Linked DNA regions of Homo sapiens: region 2 is linked to region 1. The links are chromatin loops, found by intact Hi-C in ENCODE. Cell type or tissue: mammary epithelial cell. All regions are shown on one strand. Each heading gives the region's core, and the rest is flanking DNA. Links, peaks and the distances in the headings are about the cores only.

Region 1 (5,000 bases), core at 1-5,000:
AAATGGTACAGCCACCTTTGAAGATAGTTTGGCAGTTTCATACAAAACTAAACGTACTCTTATCACGCAATCCAGCAATCATGCTCCTTGGTATTTAACCAAAGGAGTTGAAACTTGTATCTACACAAAGACCTGTACATGGATTTATTTTACAACAGCTTTATTTACAATTGCCAAAACTTAGAAGCAACCAAGATGTCCTTCAGTATGTAAATGGATAAATCAACTGTAGTACAACCAGACAACAGAAACTTTTTCAGTGATAAAAAGAAACGAAATATCAAGCAGTGAAAAGACGTGGAGAAACCTTAAGTACACATTACCAAATGAAAAAAGCCAATCTGAAAAGGCTACATACTGTATGACTTCAACTCTATGATACTCTGGAAAAGACAAAATCATGGAGACAACAAAAAGATCACTAATTGCCAGGGTTTGGAGGCAGGGGTTGAATATATGGAGCAGAGAAGATTTTTAGGGCAGTAAAAATCCTCTGTATGATACTGTAATGATGGATACATGTCATTACATTTGTCCAAACCCATAGAATATACAATACCAAAAGTGAACTCTAAGGTTCATTTTTTGAACATTGGGACTCTGAGTGTTTATGATGTGTCAGTATATGTTTACCAATTTTAACAAATTTACCACTCTGGTGGAAGATGTTGACAATGAAGGAGGCTATGCAGGTGTGGGAATAAGGGGTACATGGAAAACCTCTGTACCTTTCTCTTAATTTTGCTGTGAACCTGAAACTTCTCTAAAACAAAGTCTTAAAAACAAAACATCATAAGTAAATCCTTCTACCAGTAATAATAATAATATTGGAAGTAAATTTAACAAATCATCAACATTTTGTCAAATCCGATTGGTATCTCTCTACTTCATTTAAATACCCCATATTAAGGAAGTATTGTTACATCTTTTAGGTATTATAATGGCATTATGGTTATGTTAAAAAAGAAAAAAATCCTTATCAATTAGAGGTGCATACTGAAGTGGGTGAAATGGAGTATGTCTGGAATTTCCTTTAAAACTTTCCAGAAAAAAAAGTAGAGGGATAGATGATTAATATGGACAATTGCTATAGATGCATACACTATACTATTCTACTTTTGTGTATGCTTGAACAATTTTTTCTTCTTCTTTTTTTTTTTTTTTGAGAGTCTCACTCTGTCACCCAGGCCGGAGTGCAGTGGCATGATCTCAGCTCACTGCAGCCTCCACCTCCCAGGTTCAACTGATTATCCTGCCTCGGCTCCATGGGTAGCTGGGACTACAGGCAAGCACCACCACACCCAGCTAATTTTTGTATTTTTTTAGAGACAGGATTTCACCATGTTGCCCAGGCTGGTCTCCAACTCCTGACTTCAAGTGATCTGCCCGCCTTGGCCTCCCAAAGTGCTGGGATTACAGGCGTGAGCCTGGCTGAATATTTCCATAATAAAGAGTTTTGGATTATGTTTAATGTTCATGATAGAAAAAGAAAAAAAACAAGACTGCAGGATGGGCTGGGATACTCATGGCTCACTAAGACCTACAGCACAGTCTCTCCTGAATTGAAGCAGCTTAAGTAAAAACAGAATATTGTGCGCCTGTAGTCCCAGCTACTGGGGAGGATGAGGCAGGAGAATCACTTGAACCCTGGAGGCGGAGGTTGCAGTGAGCAGAGATCGTGCCACAGCACTCCAGCCTGGGTAACAGAGCAAGACTCCATCTCAAAACAAACAACAACAAAAAAACCAAAAACAGAATATCTGCCAGGCCCAGTGGCTCATGCCAGCACTTAGGGAGGTCGAGGTGGGAGGATCCGTAATCCCAGTACTTTGAAAGGTCGAGGTGGGAGGATCACTTGAACTCAGGAGTTGGAGACCAGCCTGGGCAACATAGTGAGACTTTGTCTCTACTAAAAGAAAAAAAAAGAAACCAGAATATCTATACCTTTGTGCCCAACTCATAACCATTCTCAGCCTAAGGTCTCCCTCCATTACCCAGACAGAAATAATCTTTAATGTTCATTCTAGGCATTTATAGGATGATTTCATTTTGCCTAGTACTCAGTAATTCAAAATTCATGGCTATTTGTTAAATGCCTTGGGATCGTTTTAAATGATGTGTCCTTAGTAACTAACATGATGATGACAGCCCAATCCATGGGAGATTGGAATCACTGAGGCAAAAATCATCGCTGTGATGGGGCCTGCCTCTTGACTTTGCCCTCAAGGTTAGCATCAGAAGATGTAAGCTAAACACACCCCCTTACTCCACTCAACCCCTCATTCCTTTAGGCAAGGTATTAAGAGCCCTATGCAAAGGCAATCTTCAAGTATGCGTTGGCAGAAAAACAACCAGTACAAATTGAGGCATAATGTAAAACCGTTAGGCTGCTTTTCACCCAGCAGAGGGCGCTAAACAGCTGTGCCCAAGCCTCTGATTCAACAAAGCAAACGAGGGCTGGTGAAGCAAGGGAAAGTCAGTTCAGACGCAAAAGCAGCTCTACAATTGTCTCCCTTAATCTCCTAGTCAGTTCAGAAAGGCAGAGATTTATTGTTTAGTTCCACAGAGAGAGACTGACCTGCAAATAATCCAAGTGAAGAATATTTAGGATCATTTCAGACCATTTAAGCCAGCCCCATGGGCCTGGCAGTTGGATGAGAATGGGGTCAGCCTCAGGAGAGGGACCCTAGCCCCAGCCTCTCTGGGGCACCGGAGGTGGAGCACAGGGACTTCTCGGGAAGGCTAGGCCTTTCTTCTCAGTGCCAGTGCCAGGCAAAGACAAGCAGAGGCCAGGCCTTCTAAGCCTGGTTTCCTCACAAACAATTGCTTACCTTCAACTCATCTGAGAACCCCAAGAAAATACAACTACATACTCTGGTTTTGGTTTTTTGGGTTGGTTTCATTCTGCACTAAAATCACTAATTCATCAAAAAATGTACTATAATCACATTGTGGCAGCAGCTTTGTAGTTACAGAAAACCTTTATACTTAAAGAGTACCCTTTCCCAAAGGGTCCCGAGCTATAAGCAGAAACTAAGCAAGCCCTTACAACACACTATAACAAAGTAATTATTTAACATTCTTCTTATTTTATTGCTCAGAAAAGCTGAGGTAAGGATTTGCTTTGGGTTTCCTCAAAAGCCAGCCAAGCACAGGACTGAGAAAGCAGTCTGAAATTCTGGGTCGAATATTCCTGGAACTTATCATTGTTTGAAGAGCCAAAGAAGAATAATTTAAATGTCCATCAACAGAAGTCTGGTTAAAATTATTGTTTAATAAAATAAGCCAGACATAAAAGGACAAATATTGTATGATTCCACTTACATGAGGAATAGTCAAATCAGAGACAAAGTAGAATGGCAGTGGCCAGGGGCTGGGGGAAAAGAGGAATGGCGAGTCATAGTTTAATGGGTAGTTTCTGTTTTGCAAGATGAAAAATTCTAAAGATGGATGTGGTGATGTATTAATTACATGAATGTAATTAATACCACTGAACAGTAAGTACACTTAAAAATGGTTAAAATGGTAAATCTTATGTTGTATACATTTCACAATAAAAAATATAAGAAAGTTTACTACTTATATATGTACAATGCAGCCTAAATAAATAAAAGCATGAGGCAGCTCTGTCTATACTCACATGGAACAATTTCTAAAATATAACGTATTAGTGACTGTATTAATTGTTCAAAACATTCTTTTAACAAGTAACAATGGGATTAGATACAGAGCTTGGGGTTTCATCTTTGAGAGGCAGCAAAGATGGTGCTATAGAAGGGTACAGGAAGTGCAAGCTCTGGAATAAAAGGACTTGATTCAAATCTTGGTTTCGCCATTCATGTGTCCTGGTTACTCTACTCCTCTACCCTAATTTTTTTATTGTAAAATGGAGAAAATACCAACTATTTCCCAGGTTTGTTGTGTGTGGTGAGATAATGTTTGTAAAAGCACTTAGCCCAGTGTGATATATATTAGGTGCACACAGCTCTCAAATTGTCCTTGTGTCCGTAAAGTATCATCCATGAACTTGTCCTAATCTTTCAAACCTTGTTTTAGGTAGCATTAAGAATATGAATAGTATGATACAATTACACAAAAACATACACAAATTTATACATACAAAGACAGATGCAAAATGGTTAGCAGAGGTCATCTCTTGCAGATAGCAATTTTACTTAATACCCTTTCATATTGCTAAAGTGTTTTCTTTTCTTTTCTTTTTTTTTAACTGTGAAGCCTAAAGGAAAATCATTCAGCCTGGCTTTCTTCTCAGCCCATTTATTCCTCTTCAGTGAGTGTACTGTGTAAGACCAAACCTCCTTTTGTGTTAACCATACCTCTCCTAAGCTCCAAGAAACTGCAGCGCATTACAGAGGCACAGTCTGTGTGACACACAGCCCAGCTACGTCAGTGGATGGAAAATAAGTCTGTTTTGTTATTTTTCCAAAGTTGAAAATAATTGATATTTGTATAGGAATTCAATCACTTACATATCTCATTTTATTGTCACTTGTGAGGTAAGGATTATGTAGGCCCTTTTTCTAGACACGTATCAGAGAGGTAAAATGACTTGCTAATAATCCAAAGAGCTTGGCCTGGAGCCTAAAACTAAGTTGTATCCATTCTACCAACATGCAGAGGACAGAACAGCACCTAGCATTCCAAATGAGGAATGTTCTGGAGCTTTACACAAGGAAGAAAAGCACTTTCCAGGCTTTTTTTTTTTTTTTAATGATTTTATCTATTTTCAAGTATAGAGTTTTGTGGCATTAACTACATTCACATTTTCATATCGTTGTGCAACCATCACCACATTTTATCTCCAGAACTACCCCTTCCCACTGACAACTGCCATTCTCCCCCTAGACACCATTCACTTGGCACAGTGTCTTCAAGGTTCATCCATGTTGTAGTGTGTGTCAATTTCATTTCTTTTTAAGGCTGAATAATACTATTTCATTGTATGTATAGACTACATTTTGTTTATCTATTCATCCACT
Region 2 (8,300 bases), core at 1,383-6,382, 230 kb after region 1:
TCCCAGCTACTCGGGAGGCTGAGGCAGGAGAATCACTTGAACCCAGGAGGCAGAGGTTGCAGTGAGCCGAGATTGTGTCATTGCACTCCAGCCTGGCGACGGAGTGGGACTCTGTCTCAAAAATAAAATAAAATAAAATAAAGAAAAAAAGAAATGCAAACTCTTGGCCAGGCACAGCGATTCCTGCCTAGAATCCCAGCACTTTGGGAGGCTAAGGTAGGAGGACCACTTGAACTCAGGAGTTTGAAACCAGCCTGGGCAAAATAGTGAGACCTCATCTATACTATAAATTTAAAAATTAGCCAGGTGTGGTGGTGCATGCCTGTAGTCCCAGCTACTCAGAAGGCTGAGGCGGGAGGATCACTTGATCCCAGGAGGTTGAGGCTGCAGTGAGTTATGATTGCAGCACTGCACTTCCAGCCTGGGCAACAGAGCGAGACCCTATCTCAAAAAGAAAAAAAAAAAAAGAAGAGGCCGATTAGGAGACTGAGACAGGTGGATCACTTGAGGCCAGGAGTTCGAGACCAGCCTGGCCAACATGGTGAAACCACATCTCTACTAAAAATACAAAAATGAGCTGGGCATGATGCCCAGTGCCTGTAGTCCCAGCTATCTGGGAGGCCGAGGCAGGAGAATCCCTTGAACCCAGGAGGTGGAGGTTGCAGTGAGCTGAGCCTGGGAGACAGAGTGAGACTGTCTAAAAAAAAAAGAAGAAGAAGAAGGAGAAGAAAAGAGAAGAGAGGAGAGGAGAGAAGAATAGAAGAAAAAAAAGGAAAGAAAAAAGAAAAGAAAAGAAATGAAGAAATGCAAACCCTTGGGCCCCACTCAGACCTACTGAATCAGAAACTCTGGGGGTGGGGCCAGCCCTCTGAGTTTAACAAGCCTCTTGGGGATTCTGATGCATGCTCAGGTTTGAGAGCCACTGTTCTGGTGACTGAGATGGGTTCTGGTCCCCTGACGGGGCCACGTGTCACCACGTGGTGCAGAAGGCTCAGAGAGCTGGGTGCTGCGGGCCCTGCCCCTGCTAAGCAAGCTGCCTGCCACAGAGCTCTGGGCAGTGATGGATCACTCTGAGGCGGAGGGAGAGTGGGCACTGGGCTGGGCTGAGGGTTGCCACTGAACCAGCTGCCACATGCCAGCCTCGCTTTGCATGATTTATGAGTTTCTTCCCCAATACCAGCCACATATGGTTGACTTCATTCTAGAAGAGCTTCTGCCTCAGAAGATCTATTAATCAAGGAATCAGTGCTGCATCCTCCAGCCTGCAGGACAGGCATACATTTTACCGTGAGTTACATGGCAAAGCCCTTTCTATGAGTACTCCATTCAATGACATTTATAACTGGTCCTGTCAGTCACTGACCAAACACTGAGACACACATTTTATCTTCTTTGATCTTTACAACTCTATCAGGTAGGTATTTTCAATACCACCCCATTTACAAACTAGATATCAAAGCCCAGAGAAGTTAACATATCTGCCCAAGATTACCCAGCTGGCAGGATGGAGGGCCAGGATTTAAAATCATGAAGTCTGATCCAGGGTCCATGCTCCTTGCTGCTCCTTATTGCCTTTCACCCATCAGTCTGTATATTCATAGAACACTGACATGTTTGTACTGTTATCCCCATGTTGCACTTGAGGACACTGAGGCCCTGTGCAAAGCTCTAACAGGCTGAGAGCTTTTGTCCCCACATCCCGTATCCTTACATGGCTGATTCTTAGAATGGAGGTAGGATGAGCCAACGTTGGTTCCACAATCATCATTTTGCAGATGTAGAAACAGGATGAGAGGCTAAAGCACCTAAAGTCACAGGGGGCCCAGTGCGGTGGCTCACACCTGTAATCCCAGCACTTTGGGAGGCCGAGGCAGGTGGATCACCTGAGGTCAGGAGTTCAAGACCAGCCTGGCATGGATGGCGAAACTCCGTCTCTACTAAAAAAACAATAATTAGCCAGGTGTGGTGGCGCATGCCTATAATCCCAGCTCCTCAGGAGGCTGAGGCAGGAAAAATGCTTGAACCTGGGAGGCGGAGACTGCAGTAAGCCGAAATCACGCCACTGCACTCCAGCCTGGGTGACAGAATGAGACTCCATCTCAAAATAAATAAATAAATAATAAAGTCACAGGGCAGGAAATTGGGAGCACAGGACATGGTAGATCCAAGAATACAATGTCCCGTGATGTAGCTCTGGAGGCGATTGCGAATGGTCTGCCTTGGGGCCAGGCATCTTCTCTGGGGCTCGGGAGGGTGAGACCCCTGACTGAGCTGGCCTGAGGGCCCAGGGCTATGTCCAGCATGGCCTGTTTTCTCCCTGCCTCCTGGCCAGGGGTATTTGTTCCCAATGTCCTCCCGGCCTCAGGGTTCTCTGCTCTGCCTTATTTGTCCTCAGACATTCGTTTTGAGCTTGTTCAGACCCGTGTGTACTCTGCCTTGTGGCTTTGTCCACTTGAGGTGGAGGCTCCAGGGTGCTTTGTGGAGCCCCACAGCTTCCACCAGGTGCCTGGATCTCTGCATGCTCATTAAGCAGTGAGGCTTATTTAAAATTATTATAACCAAATGTGTCCATCTCAGTTATTTCTTGGCTGGTTTTCTGTGTTGGACTGCAGGGATAGAGAGGAGAGTTCAGCCTCACAATAAGAGAACAATTGCTGTAGCTCTGGCCCAGCTATTTCTGAGCTGGGAGACTTTTAGCCAGCTGCTTAGGCATCCTGAGCCTCACTGTTCTCAACTGAAAAATGGGTATGATGTGGGAGCAGATCAAATGGGAAAATGTCTGTCATCAGGTCTTGTAAAGTGGAAACAGCAGTCTGGGAATCCTCAGGATACGTTTATGCGACCCTGGGCAGGCCAGAGCTGCTAGACTCTAAAGCTTTGAATTTTCCAGCTGGTCAGGACTGTCTCCAGCCACCAGGGCAAGACTTTGCAGCTCAGACATGGTGGCCTGAAATGGTGGGAAGTTGACCAGAGAGAGGAGGCTGGGGAGTCCCAGCACCTACTTCGTTCCTGAGTGGAAGACTGCTGGTCTGGCTTTGAAACCTTGCTTCATGACACTTGCTTTACCTTGTGAAGAAAGCAAAGTGAGTTCAGCAGGGGACTTGATGTTTCAACAAGGCTTTGAAAACCATCAGAATATTGGACCGGGAGGGAAGGTTATGAGGCAGGAAGAGTGGTTCTGTTTGGGGTCTTCAGAGCACAGCTGTCCCACCGTTGTCTGCATCCCTGTCTGACATGACTTAGGTTCCCTGGAGCAGGGAAGATGCAGGCTGCGGAGACAGTCCTCGGCCAGTGCCCTCTGCTTGTGGGGGCCGTAGAGCACGCATGGCCTTGCTGCCATCACCAGGCCTGAGGGAGGATGGCAGTCACGCTGCCGAGAAGGACCCACAGATATTATCAACAACACAGAGAAAGCTGCTGTCGGAAGGCCCCTTCCCAGCCCAGGATTCGGTCTGCCCAGCAGAGGAGAAAGAGAAGAGGCTGGGAGTCTAACCTAGAGTTGAAGCCTTTCCCTTCCTAGCTGGGCAACCTGCAGCTAGTTACTTGAACTTTCTGAAACTCGGTCCCCTCACCAGCAAAGCAGGGATAATAATAACTACTTCTTAGGGGTGCTGTGAGATTTAAATAACATTTGTCAATGAGCTGAAGTAAATAAAAGAAAAAGAGGCATGGTGCCCAAAAAACTGCCCCAGTTCCTTGAGGAAGAAGTATTTGTCCTGCTCACGGCTGGATTGCCAGAGCTTGGTACAGAAGTGGTCAGTAAGTGTGTGCTAATGAATGAATGAATGAATGGAATGAGGCTCTGTTGAGGCAAGATGAGCCTCTCCTAGAAGGCACTGACTCTAACCCCAGTCCTAACCCTGGTTCCTGGGCTCTAAAAGGGGGCACGCATTCAAGGCAGATGCATGCCGATCTTGTTAACCTTGCAGATAGAGGAATCCTGTCAGGGATGGATTGGACAAATGGATGCAATCCAAGGGCAAGAATGCCAGGAGCTTCCTTGAGATTCTCCACCCCTATCCCTAGCCACTGGGTGACTGGCCCCCACTAGAGGTTCCCTGAGTGCCTGTACTTCCCCGCTTTTACCTTGAATCAGGGTTGCATTGGAATGGCCTGTGCTCTTCTGTACTCCAATTGGATTGCAGACTACATGAAGACAAAGACTTGTCTATTGCACCTAGTATAGTACCCCGTGCATGGTGGGTGCTTGCAGTAAGTGTTTCTTGAATGAATGAACAAGTGGCGATGAGTACAATAAAACTACTGTTCTCCATCAGTTCTGAGAGTCTTGGGGGATTGTTCTTTGTCAGTTTGTTCTCGGCTTCCTCTTTTAATTTGGCTGTTGACTTGCATTTTCATGAAATTAGGTGAGGTTTGACCCACTGAAAATTCTTTTTCATCAGGCATAGGAGACACAGCATTTGCAAGTGGATGCCAAATCAGTGCTTGATTAAACAGACAATGAATGTGAGAACAAAGATTATACAGCAGAGATGATGCGGTACATACAGATGGGGATGCATCTACCTTGTTAGAAAACTGCCTTCCATACTAATGGATTTGTTGAAAGGCTAAGGCAGTGGAAACTGCAGCTTTGAAATTATCTAAGGTTTTCATTTAAACTGGCAGCAAAGAGAAACTGATGCAGGCTTCTCTGTGGTCCAACAGTCGTCTTCTTCAAGCTTTTGCCCAGGGCCATGTCTCAGCTCAGGATATAGGAGTCTGTATTTGCATACAAATTGCAAATATCTACAAATTCTTTGCTCAAGCAATTTTTAAGCAAAATGTTATTGCTTCCCTGAAGGTCATAATTCCTTGCTTTTTCTCTTCAATATTCTTCTTGCTTAGGAGCCACTCACATTGACCCAGATTTCCCACCCCAGGAGTGGGCAGGAGGGTGGAAGGAGCCAAAGGAAGGGGAGCAGGTGGCTGAGTGATGGAACCCGCTTTTCAGGATGCCCAGAACCTGACCTAAGTGTTTTAAGTATTATTTCATTTAATTACCCAGCCAGCTCTTCAGGGTAGACACTATTATGATATCCATTTATAATGAGGAAATCAAGGTTCAGAGATGTTGTGTGAGTCTCTCAAAGTCACACAGCTAGGAATGGCAGAGCCTGGAATCCAACGATGTCTGATTCCCAGAATTGAGTCTTAATCTATGCTGTTTCTGTAAACCACTTACTCTTTATGTCCCCTTAAATATATTAGGCAATTCTATTAAAATTATTAACAATAGTATGCCAAGTCTACTGACTTGTCCCTAAACTGTTTCCAAATGTGAATGTGCTAGGAGCTTTCTGGAGTTAAAGTGGGGGTAGGATCAGCTACATAATTTGGAGGCTTTAGTGAAAAATGAAAATATGGGTCATCTAATTCATAAATAATTAATAATTTCAAACGATGACAGTGGAGTATTGAACCAAGTGTGGGGCCCTTTTAAGCTCAGAGCTCTGGGTGGAATGTATGTCTATTTTGTCTTGGTACCTGGCATTGGGTCTGGCACATGGTAGACAGTAAAAGCTACTGGCTAATTGATACAAAGGAACGAGATCATGTCCTTTGCAGGGACATGGATCGAGCTGGAGGTCATTATTCTCAGCAAACTAATGCAGGAACAGAAAACCAAATACCACAAGTTCTCACTTACAAGTGGAACTGAATGATGAGAACACATGGACACATTGGTGGGGAACAACACACTCTGCAGCCTGTTGGAGGGCTCAGGGACAGGAGGGAGAGCATCAGGAAGAATAGTCAATGGATGCTGGGCTTAATACCTAGGTGATGGGATGATCTGTGCAGCAAACCAGCATGGCACACGTTCACCTATGTAACAACCCTGCACATCCTGCACATGTACCCCTGAGCTTAAAAGAAAAAAAAGAAAACACTGCTGGCTATTTGAATGAAATAATGCAATAAATACTTATCATTACTACATACCAAGCAGGGTTTAGGCACAGGCGACACAGCAGTAGACAACATACGTAAGGTCCCTGACCCCATAGCACATATAGTCTAGAGGGACAGAGAAACAAGTAAACCAAAAAATGCACAAGTTTATTCCAAGATAGTAATAGGTGTTATGTACAAATAAAACGGGACAACGGAAAGTCACTAGGAAGATGGTGTGGAGGGGTAAGGGCTAACTTCAGATGGGGCATCAGTTGGCATTTGATGCAAGACTTGGGTGATAGGAGTCAGAAAGATTGGGGAAGAGCTTTCTGGGCAGAGAAAGTAGTGATGTAAGATTTCACAGAGGAATGAATGAATGACATGAATGAATGAGCAGCATGGGTAGAGTGGATGCATGCCCATGGGGGTTTCCCATGTAGTAAGCTCCAGTCCCTTGGCTATCCCCCACCTCAATCCATGATGGCCCCCTCCCTACCTATCCAGTTGCCCTCTCATTCACTGTGCCAGTCTTCTCTGAATCCTTCGAAGGCACCAAGTTATTCTCTGCTTAGCACCTTCCCACAGCAGATCCTCTGCGTGCTTCCCCGACTCTGCCTGAGGGGCTCCTTCTCATCTTTCAGGTCTCAGCTTAAATGTCAGCCCTTACAGGGCCCTCTGCTCATCCATGTTCAAGCAGCTCAAAATATTATTCTCTCTCATAAAACCCTGATGATTTCCTTCATAACTACAACTAAATTAGCTTCTAGTTTTTGCTGTAAAACTCTCTGAGGGTATCATGGATCAAGGGTCATGTGTACTTAATTTGTTTATGAACCTTAGTTAATAAAAATGAAAGCTGACCTCCCTCCCTGCCTCATACTCCTTTATAATGGAACCAGTATGAATAGGCATACACAAGTGAGAGTAATTCCCTGATACCAAAAATCAACTAACTAGCTAATTGATTAATGAATCACAAACATATGTTGAGAACCTATGATTTAGAAGGCACTGGGGATTCCAATGTGAAATATGTAGTTCACTCTTCAAAGAGCAGAGATGATTGAGGGAAGTAGACAATCACACCAACAGTCCCACACAGTGCAATATAAGCCATGTCAGAACATGCTGGGGTGGAGGGATTAGGTTATCATGGAAGGCTTCCTGGAGGTGGTGACGCCTGAATGGAGCCTTAACCTATGATTAAGGGTTAAAGTGTATGAGCCTTGAGGAATGAGATGTACCCCTAAAAGGAAGAAGGTATAAGAGGCATGGAGAGATTGTGGGGTGTACTTGTGGAATCGCAAGAAGTGTGGTCCGTACAGGGAACAGGGAGGCGGATTTTTGGGGGCTGAGTTTTGACAGGTAGGCAGGTGCTGATCATGAAGGGCCTTGGGCGGTAAGCTAAGAAATTTGGATTTTATTTTAAGAATGTGCAATGGACTGAATGTTTGTGCTCCACCCCCGCAAACTCATATGTTGAAACCTAACCCCCAAAGTGATGGTATTAGAAAGTGGGGGCTCTTGGGAGGTGATTAAGTCGTGAGGGTGGCAGCCCTCATGAATGGGATTAATACCCTTATAAAAGACACCCTAGAGAACTCTCCTCCATGTGAGGGTACAACAAGAAGGTGGCCATCTGCAACCTGCAACCTGGAAGACTCCCCTCACCAGCACCTAACCATCCTGGCACCTGATCTTGGACTTACAGCCTGCGGATCTGGAGCAATACATTTCTGTTGTTTATAAGCCACCCAGTCTATGGTACTTCGTTGTAACAGCATGAACAAACTAAGAGTGATAGAGAGCTTCAAGAATTCCAAGCAGGGGCTGTGCAAGGCAAAAAAAAAAAAAAAGAAAAAGAAAAAAGAAAAAGAATTCCATACAGGAAGGCCAGGCATGGCAGCTCACACTTATAATCCTAGCGCTTTGGGAAGTGGAGATGGGGCAGGGTGGGGGGGAACTGCTTGAGGCCAGGAGCTTCAGACCAATTTGGGCAACATAGGGAGACCCTGTTTCTACCAAATAAAAAATTAAATATTAGCCAGGCATGGTGCTGCACAGCTTTAGTCCTAGCTACTTGGGAGGCTGAGGTGCGAGGATCGCTTGAGCCCAGGAGTTCAAGGCTACAGTGACATGATTGTGCCACTGCACTCCATCCTGGGCAACAGAACGGGATCCAATCTCTAAATAAAGAAAAAAAGAAGAAAAAGAAAAGAGAAAGAATGGCAAGAAAGTGATATAATCAGATTTTCATTATGAAAAACGTCCTCTTCCATAGCACAGAAGAGGACAGACTATTAGAGGGTAGTGATGGATGTCTATTCTTTATCAGCCAAAACCTCCTGCCTCCTTTTTCTGGGAAAAGCTCTTTCCCTTGTGGGTTGAATAGAAACTTCCAT

The links. A loop is a pair of places that touch in the nucleus more often than their neighbours do. Peaks named below come from ENCODE experiments on the same cell type or tissue, not always from the same donor. Only the 100,000 strongest peaks of a DNase experiment are listed, where the experiment ranks them.
Region 2: a loop joins it to region 1, with 23 times the contacts of the local background. A loop is called at or near these places in 11 of 110 quality-filtered maps.

Annotation. Positions count from the first base shown.
Region 1 is chr14:69,127,045-69,132,044 of GRCh38, forward strand. All of the region lies in intron 1 of DCAF5 (DDB1 and CUL4 associated factor 5), which reads right to left. Among named protein-coding and RNA genes, the nearest start is that of DCAF5, 24 kb to the right of the region's middle. In mammary epithelial cell, for the core only: a CTCF peak has its summit at 2,408 (motif pointing right); a DNase peak (open chromatin) is centred at 2,417; H3K27ac peaks cover 719 bases.
Region 2 is chr14:69,359,906-69,368,205 of GRCh38, forward strand. It overlaps a transcript of GALNT16 not described here. Among named protein-coding and RNA genes, the nearest start is that of ERH, 34 kb to the right of the region's middle. RefSeq lists an enhancer at 1,042-1,121. In mammary epithelial cell, for the core only: no CTCF peak of the experiment used is centred there; no DNase peak of the experiment used is centred there.